Linked DNA regions of Homo sapiens: region 2 is linked to region 1. A link is a contact called in ENCODE Hi-C or POLR2A ChIA-PET data. All regions are on one chromosome and are shown on one strand. Each heading gives the region's core, a stretch centred on a gene start or an enhancer-like site at or near the end of the contact. The rest is flanking DNA. Distances are from core to core; before and after follow the strand shown.

Region 1 (4,078 bases), core at 592-3,091:
GCACTGAGGGTGAAGAGGAAACAACTTCACATCCCCGCTTCCTCCCAGCTGCCCGCAGGAGCTCAGTTTTGGTTTGTGCAGTGCCCTGGCCAGGGGCAGGAGACAGGGTTGGGGACTGCCGGAAACCGCCTTCCAGCTTGGGATTCCTCTGCTTGGTACCACCCCCCAAAGGGGCCACAAAGCCTTCCCTAAGCCAGGAGGTCTCTGCCAGCATCTTCGTCACGCCCCAGCGCAGAGCACACAGTAGGCACTCGGCATGCGGGGTCCGTCAGAGCAAGGCCAGGTCTTCCTCTTGGCTCTGGGTGCGTAGGGCCCAGGCCCGGCCTGGCCCCGCCCAGCCTCCACAGTCCCTCCTGAGGACTTCTCCGTGGATTTTTTGAGGAACACCAAGCCTGGAGCATGACGGGCCCAGCTCTCTGGGAGTGGGGATGGGAAGAGGGAGAGAGAAACAGTCCTCCCCACTTGACACTCTAGAAGCTTCCATCTGGGCAGCATCACCATGTATTGAGCGCTGCGCTGGACATGTCAACCCTATAGGCGCCACTGTGTCCATATCAGAGAGAGGAACACTGAGGCCCAATTCTCACAGGCAGCAGGGTTCACACCCAGACCTGCTCACCCGACCGCCTCTAAGGCTGGATAACTTGGCCATGCTGCCTTCAGAGCTGGACCCTAGGCCGGGTTGGGCCCAGGAGCCTGGAAGAAGGAAGCAACTGCTGGGCCTCCCCACTGTGCCCCGTCCCCAGCCTCTGGGAAAGCTACTGCACCTCCCAGCTAGCCCAAGGCCACCAGCCAGTGACAGGTGGAGGAAGTGCTGTGGGCTTCGAGCCTCCCCGTGCCATCTGAATGTGCTGGGCTGTGCCTTGGCATGGCTTCGGCCTGGGCATCACAGCACAGACTCAGGGGAGTCCAGTTCCTCTGCCTTGTCTGCTGACCCCAAACCAGAGGTCCAGGTGGGAGTTGGGGTCAGCAAAGGGCTTTGGGTGGCTCTGGCTTGTGTGACGTGGCCCTCAGAGACCACTACTGGGAAAGGGCCACACGGCACATCAGGGCAAGAGGGCTCAACACCAGTTGCTGAAGACTAGGACAGCCAAGTAGAACCTTGGCCCTAATTCTCAGCCGGAAGTAAGAGGAGGCTCACATTTCCTTATTTTTCAGCCAGTGTGGGAAGAAGGGCTGACCTTTCTTCCCTTCCTGCCCAACACAGTGGTCCAGGGACATGGAGCAAAGTAGAGTCCAGCCTCCCAGGACATGGCCTCCCTCCTCCACCCCCCTCTTGGGTGGCCACGGCCATCAGACACTCAGGACATTGTGGCGCCATGTGGAAATGTGGAGGGACAGAGCGCCAATGTCTCTAGGTTTTCAAATCAGCTCTCTAGCCTACCCCTAACGCCTGGGACTCCTCTGGCTGACTAAAAACCAGGGCCAGAGGGGAGATGGCCTCCCCGTCTGTAACCGGCAACTCCTTCTGGCTGGCCTATAGCTTCTGACAGGACCTGGGCCAGCCCTGAAGGCTGGGGTTGGGGGTCCACATAGTGTCCCCACCTGGAGTTGAACATGGCCCTCCTTACCCTGCCCAACTTGGGTGAACACTTAGGAGTTCCTTACTTGGCTGTTTTGGAGTGACGCTGAGTGTCTTACAATCTACTTTCTCAATGTCTCAGGTCAGCAAGAGATGCAGGGTGACCCCAGGGCTCCCTCTGTGCTGAGTCCTAGAGCCCTGTGCTCACAGGTACACCCACAACCATAACTGCCCACAGCCAGCCGTGCAGATATCCCATGCGTACGCAGCCTCCCACACCTGCCCTGGTTCACCGGCTGATGAAGTCAGGCAGGCCAGAATAGTGGCTCACACCACACACGTGCTGATCAGGCCAAGCCAGCCCTGGGCAGAGCCTGGAGGGACTTGGAACCATTTTTCTTGAAGGGCTCCCAGGATGATTCTTCACAACCTTTTCAGCTTCCTCAGAGTCAGGGCAGGGCGTAACGTGGCAGTGCTCTCCTGCCCACCCAGGATCCTCGTCCTGTGACCCTCAACAATGCTGTGGTTGGGCTGGTGGCCTTGCTCAGTGTCAGTGACCATAACAGAAATGATAGCTATGCACACTCGGCCGGCGCTGCCTGAGCCAGGCATGCCTGAAAGGCTTTCCATGCATCGACTCCTTCGCTGCAGCTGGGGAAACGGGCCCACAGGGTCTGACCGCTAGAGAGGGCAGGCGGAGGTGGGGGATGAGCTCAGGCTGTCTGATTCTGGCATCTGCGTGCTGCACCATGTTCTCTGCTGGGCCTGACATGGTGGGGAGGGATGTGGCCAGGGCAAGAGGAAGCACCACCCTCTCTGGGCCCTGGCCTGCTTCACACGTGGCAGGGGCGCTTCTCTGTCCACCCACCACTGGTGCCTGTCACTGCTCCCCTGTAACGGGACATGGAGACTGCTGCAGGCAGGTCCTCTCCGTAAGGACTCAGAGCTGGGCAGCTTGGCCAGGGAGGGGCAGGAGGGCCGCTGGGGGCCACTGGTCAGTGTCCATCACCACTTGGCTGAACCCTGTTTCCACAGTCCTTGCTGGGTCCTTGGTCTTGGGTCAGCAGGACTCTTGTGCCGCTGGAATGAGCACCGGGTGGGGAGTCTTAGCCCAAGGGAGACCAGGGCTGAGACGCCAGGCAATGCACTGCAGTGGGGCCGGCGCCAGCCCCCTTCCCTCTAACTCTTGGCACAACAGAGGCTTCTGCAGTCTCCTGAGGATGGGTTCCTTCAGGCACCATCTACGGCCACTTCATCAGTCCCCTGGCTTCATGTCTGTGGTATGTCCTCCTTTGGATGGATGTCGAGTGCAGACCTGGGACAGCTGCTCTCAGGGTCTCCTGCCCCAGGAGCAGTGACGTGTCAAACATGGAGGGGACACTGTCCGCAGGCTCACCTCTTCCACAAGCTCATCGTGGTGTTTCAGGCTCAGTGCTGTGAGGGCCGTGGTGAGTGAGGTGGGGCCATGCTGCCGCTGGGGAGCTTGCAGCCCCCATCTGGTCCAGAGCACATCTGACCTTTCCTGCTGCCAGCCCTGCCCCTCCCCAGGAAGGCTGCCAGCACCTGCCTGTCCCGATGGGAGATCACAGGTGGCCTCTCCCCAGCCTGGGGCCTCGGCAGCTGCCTGGACTCAAACCCCACCTCGCTTCACCCCCAAACCTTTCGGGGTACAGGGGGGTCCCTGAGATCTGTTCCTCCTTTTGTTTCAATGGCAGGCCCAGGGTGGGGTCTCAGTCCCTATTGTCCGTCTGAGCTCAGAATTCCCAAATGACAACAGCAATCGTCACACTACATGAAAGCAGCTGGCCGTGGGCCCACCCCTCACACGAACCTGGGGCCGGCACGTGGCTGTCCAACCCCCAAGCTCTGGCAGAGGGTGGACAGCTGAGGTCCTGACTGCTGGGCCCTGGGGCGGATGGCGCTCAAGGGCCTCGGTTCTGGCAGAACTGCTGCTGCCTGAGAGGGGCTAAGGGAAGGGAGAGGGCAGGGCCTGTCACACTGCACAAACTCAAACGGAGGCTCTAGCCCACAGCCTGCAGAGGCCCAAAGCAGTCCAGTGACATTTAGCTGTGTTTCACAAGGCCACTGGGGAAACCAGTGGTTCTCAACCAGGGATGATTCTGTCCCCCAGGGGATACCTGGCAATTTCTGGAGACATCAGTGACTGTCATGACAGGGAAGATATTACTGGCAACCAGTAGTAGAGGCCAGGAATGCGAGTAAACATCTTGCCAAGCCCGGGACGGTCCCCCAGCAAGGAGTCACTTGGCCCAAAATGTCAATCAAGCCGAGGTTGAGAAGCCCTGGGTTCAACCCTCATGCTGGCAACTGGCAATGAATTTCTGATTTTTTTACCATGGCAAATAATAATAATAATGACAAAACGAAAACAAAGGAAAAAATCCAACTTAAAGGGCAGACTCCAAAGGGCCTGAGAGGGACTAAGCTGAGGGGAGGCAAGGCTGCTGACGGGCAGGTGCGGGAGGGAGTCCTAAGGTGGGGCAGGTGGGGCAGGCAACCCCAGGAATGGGGGGGTCTTCCCAAAACAGGCACACC
Region 2 (4,078 bases), core at 945-3,444, 86 kb after region 1:
TGAGCAAAAGGAGCCAGACCTGAACAAATATCCACAGCCTGTTTATATTCAGCTCAAAAATAATAAAAGCAAAATTATATTGTAAAAAGCTGTTCCATAGGTGGTACGACAGGAAGGGCAAGAGGGACATTATTAGCACAAAGTCAGGATGACGACAATCTCTGAGGAGCAGGCTGGGGAGGGGCACACGGGGGCTTTGGGCAATGCTCAGTCTCTTGACCCATGCAGTGGTCACACGCATGTTCTTATTTTTCTTTAAGCTGTGCATGTTTGTCCTTGCACCCTTCTCTATGACAGGTGACCACATTTAAAATAGAAAGGTACATGTGATAAGGGTGGGGAAAGGCATGGACTCCAAGCTGTGACTGCAGAGCCACCAGGCAGCAGCATCCGAGCTAGAAGGGCTCATCTTGCTCTCTTATGTCACAGACAAGAACTGAGGATCAGAGACAGGAAGGAACTTGCCCAACGATGCAAAGCAAGTTAGAAGCCAGCAGGGCCAAGACTAGAATCTAGGTTAGGCAAAGCCCAAACCAAGGCTCTCCTCTCTGGTCTCTTTGGAAGAGTTCTTCCATTGCAAATCACATTTAACACCAACTGGAGCAGATGGGTTGATTTTAGCATTTAGCACTCCAAAATTATTTTGTTTGCTTATGTATTGTGGGTCTCTTGCCACTAGAATAAAAGCTCCCGGAGGGCATGGCTTTCGGTCTCTTTTGCTCCAGTGGTAACCCCAGCACCAAACTGAAAATCTGGCACATAGTAGGTGCTCCATAAATATTTGCTGAATGAGTAAATGAATGGAGCTGATGCTTCTATTTGCACTTTCAGATCCTAGAAATCCCTGGTGGCTTCTGTGATATCCCAAAGGAGAAAACAGAAAAACAACTGTATGATACTGACACACTTTCACAGAATTATCTTCATAACTGCCTTAGGAGGTGGGTACCATCATCACCCCATTTTAAAGAGGAGAAAACAGGGAGGCCTAGTGACTTGTCCAAGGTCATGCACAAAGCTAGGAAGCTGACAGCTGGAATTCGAACCCAGCCCAGCTGCCTTCAAGCACCCCTAGGATCACTGAACTGGAAGCACAGAAAGGCTGAACCCCATCCATGACTCTGAAGCCCCCAAAAGGCTGGCTGGCCCTGGGCCACTCCACACACCTGAGCTTACCACGATCTGTGGGATTCAGTCCCTCTTGTCCTCACCCGCCCTCAACCCTCCTGAGTGCTGGTTCTGACTTCTAAAGTGTTTTTCCGGTCTCTTCCAAACTCGCAGCCCCCAGTAAGGAAGCCTGGGTAGGGATTAGGTCCCCCATGATAAAGATGGGGAAGCTTTGGTTCAGGGAGGGGAAGGGACTTGTCCAGAGCAACAAAGAGTCCGGCTCTCTGACCTAAAGGCCTCCTAAGTTAGAGTGACAGACAGAGACCCCAGCTGCTGCTCAAGGATTAGCCATAAGATGCTCAATTTTCTTCCTGGTTCCTTTTATACCAAACCCTCAGTCCACTTGGATAAGCCCCAAACCTGGTCCTAGTTCAGCATCTGGCTGAGCTAAATAATGAAATGCTCCCATAATACCCCTCGGCACTTGGCTTTATTAAAACACGTTGGCACTTTTAGGATTGTTACAAACCTGTGTTACTATCCTGATAGCTTTCCACCAAGTCCTTGGATCACTGAAAAAATAAATCATTGGCTGTGGGAGTCTTGGAGCTAAAATGGTCCTGCAGGGCATCTCAGCTAACTGAAATTTGTGAATCCTCCACCTGGCCTCACTCCACACACCGATGAGGGAAACTCACTGCCTTCTAAGGCAGCCTGTTCCTTGTTTGGATTCAGCTCAGTCTCAGTCAGGCACAACAAGAACTTATATCCTCCCCTGGCACTAGGGATGAAGTAATGCCTCAGGCCCCACTCTGCCCTCAGGGAGTTCACAGTCTGGAAGAAGAAATTGTGTAAGCACAACTGGATAAGGAATGACGCAGGCCAGGGTTACCTTCTAAAAAGACAGCAGGTAAGGCCCAAGCTGTGTGTACAGAGGTCATTAGCTCCCACAGCTGGCTTTCTATGCTGTCACACACGGCACGCAGGGATTTATTTGGGTCAGTCTGGACTCCGCGCACTTGAGTCTGAAGCCCTTCCCAGAGGAATGCCACCCTGAGGGTGTCTGGGTACACAGACTGGTAAACTGCTGGGGCTCTGGGGCAACCGAGCAACGCTGAAAGGACAATCAATGGTGCAGCATCCTACATCATTCCAGCTGGCCTGTGGGATTGACACTGTTTTAATATTATGCTTCGAGAACCATCATACAAGGGAATGATAGGTTTGTGGTTTTGCAGACGAAATGGGAAATACATGTGAAAGCCCCTGTGATCAGGTCTGGCATGGAGTAGATGCTTAGAAAAAAATGCTCGCTGGGTTTGCACTGCAATCCTGCTGGATTAGAAAGCCACATACACAGTTCTCTGAGTCACAGTTCTCTAAGTCACTGAGAATTTAGCAGCCTGCTTCCTGCTTTTCCAAACTGACGCTTGCTATGATGGCCCCACTGAATAGCCCCGAGGCAGGGGGTGAGAGGGAGTCTGGAAGACTGGTATATTACCAGGGGTCTAAAGTCAGTCCCTACCTGCGCCCTGCTTTGCATCGCCCTTCTGTTCAGTGATAATGGTATCCCCGCGGGGAAGATTCAGGGACTCAGGGCAGGATTTGCCAAAGAGGTATCATGGATGAGGGTGATGAAGGATGAACGGAGTTTGCCAGATGGCAGGGGTGGGGTGTTCCTTCCCGCAGGAGCCAAAGCAGGGCGAGGCGGGGGCCCAGTGGAAAGGCAGGGGGCTCCAGAAAATGCTGCTCCCACAAGCAGGTTTGCATCTCACTGCATGGTGGTAATGAATGCTGATCTGAGATGCGGCAGTGCGTGGGACCCCAGTCTACACGGACCTCACCAACAGAATGGGCTTTTGCCAGCCTCTTGCACGTGAGAAACACCTCTTGATAGGAATGAGCAGCCCCCCACTCCCCACCTGCCTAATTATGAGGGGCAGGGGGAGTGATGAGGGCTCTGGTCAACTCTCCTACCAGAGGCCAGATTCAGACTCCCTGACCAGCACAAAGGCAGCTCCAGCTTGCACAGCCCAGTGATGGGCAGCTTCCTACAAGAACAAAGGATGGCTGTATTCTTGGCTGGGGACACTTAGGTGCTTAGGTCCACCCCTTATACCAATGGCTGAAACTGTGTGCAGGAAAGCTGAGGACACAAATGGTCGCAGTTCTTCTGGTGTGGCCTCAGCACTCCCCTCTGGACAATGGGGGAAGGGAGCATGACTAAAACCAAGGGTGGTGGTGTGGGGACAGCAGGCATGGGACAGGCAGGGCAGGGCAGGTTGGTCAGAGCAGCGGCTGGAAGGGCGGGCTGCCATGGGCCCTTTAAGCAGCCTTGAAAGAGAGTGGCAACTCCAGTCATGAGACCCAAGATTACCTAATGTTTGCAAACCGTGCAGGAGACAGTCCCCTGCAGAGGTGAGCACAGGCCCCCTCCCTTGTCCCTCCACTGCAGAGACCTCTGAGGGGACACCGAGTCCTCCGAGCATTCCCCAGGAAGCAGCCCTCTCAGGATGACTGGGTTGCTGGAGAGCTGGGGACAGGGCCCCTCGGCTCTGAATACGCTGTGTGACCTTGGACATGTCCCTGCCTCTCTCTGGCCTCAGTTCTCCATCTCTAACACAGTAGGGTGGCTCCGGGATGCTCCCTCCGGCACTGATGCTTAATGGCTGGGCTGTGGGCATTGTGGCCACCCCAAGTCACCTCTCAGTTTATCTTTTCCTGTGGGGGGTGGGGGGTGGGAGGAGATGGCACCGCTAAGGCAATTTCTCTTCTTTCCCCTTAAATCTGGTTTCTGGGCTCTAATTGCACATGGCTTCAGCAGCCTGGCCATCTTGCCAACTGTAATGAGGAGGTGGGCATCATACTGGGGGCAGGGGAGGGTGACGAGAAAGCTATTCCTGTGTCACCTTAATTCAGAATTGTTCAGAGGGGGCTGCACAGGCCAATGTGTCCACTGCCTGGTGGAGCC

Evidence for each region. Hi-C counts contacts between places; a loop is a spot of excess contacts on that map. ChIA-PET counts read pairs that join two places held with the same protein, here RNA polymerase II (POLR2A). Pooled maps may share reads with other maps.
Region 2: a loop to region 1 is called in a map of posterior vena cava, with 3 times the contacts of the local background. The contact joins two enhancer-like sites. A Hi-C loop is called at or near these places in 65 of 168 maps with a recorded cell type or tissue (B cell, CD8-positive, alpha-beta T cell, Caco-2 and 38 more), 21 of 37 single-sample maps with no recorded cell type and 44 of 50 pooled maps. POLR2A ChIA-PET finds 5 or more read pairs at or near these places in 5 of 52 experiments (CD8-positive, alpha-beta memory T cell, WTC11, activated B cell and 2 more).

The regions. Positions count from the first base shown.
Region 1 is chr3:12,903,329-12,907,406 of GRCh38, forward strand. All of the region lies in intron 12 of IQSEC1 (IQ motif and Sec7 domain ArfGEF 1), which reads right to left. All of the region lies in intron 4 of LOC105376956 (a long non-coding RNA gene), which reads left to right. Among named protein-coding and RNA genes, the nearest start is that of LINC02022, 20 kb to the left of the region's middle. Within about 2 kb of position 1,842, at least 3 of the 41 ENCODE cell types and tissues checked have a DNase peak (open chromatin) inside an H3K27ac peak, as active enhancers do; they include gastrocnemius medialis, where a contact is called at or near this core.
Region 2 is chr3:12,988,507-12,992,584 of GRCh38, forward strand. All of the region lies in intron 1 of IQSEC1 (IQ motif and Sec7 domain ArfGEF 1), which reads right to left. Among named protein-coding and RNA genes, the nearest start is that of IQSEC1, 83 kb to the right of the region's middle. RefSeq lists an enhancer at 3,423-3,717 and a silencer at 3,423-3,717. Within about 2 kb of position 2,195, at least 7 of the 41 ENCODE cell types and tissues checked have a DNase peak (open chromatin) inside an H3K27ac peak, as active enhancers do; they include gastrocnemius medialis, where a contact is called at or near this core.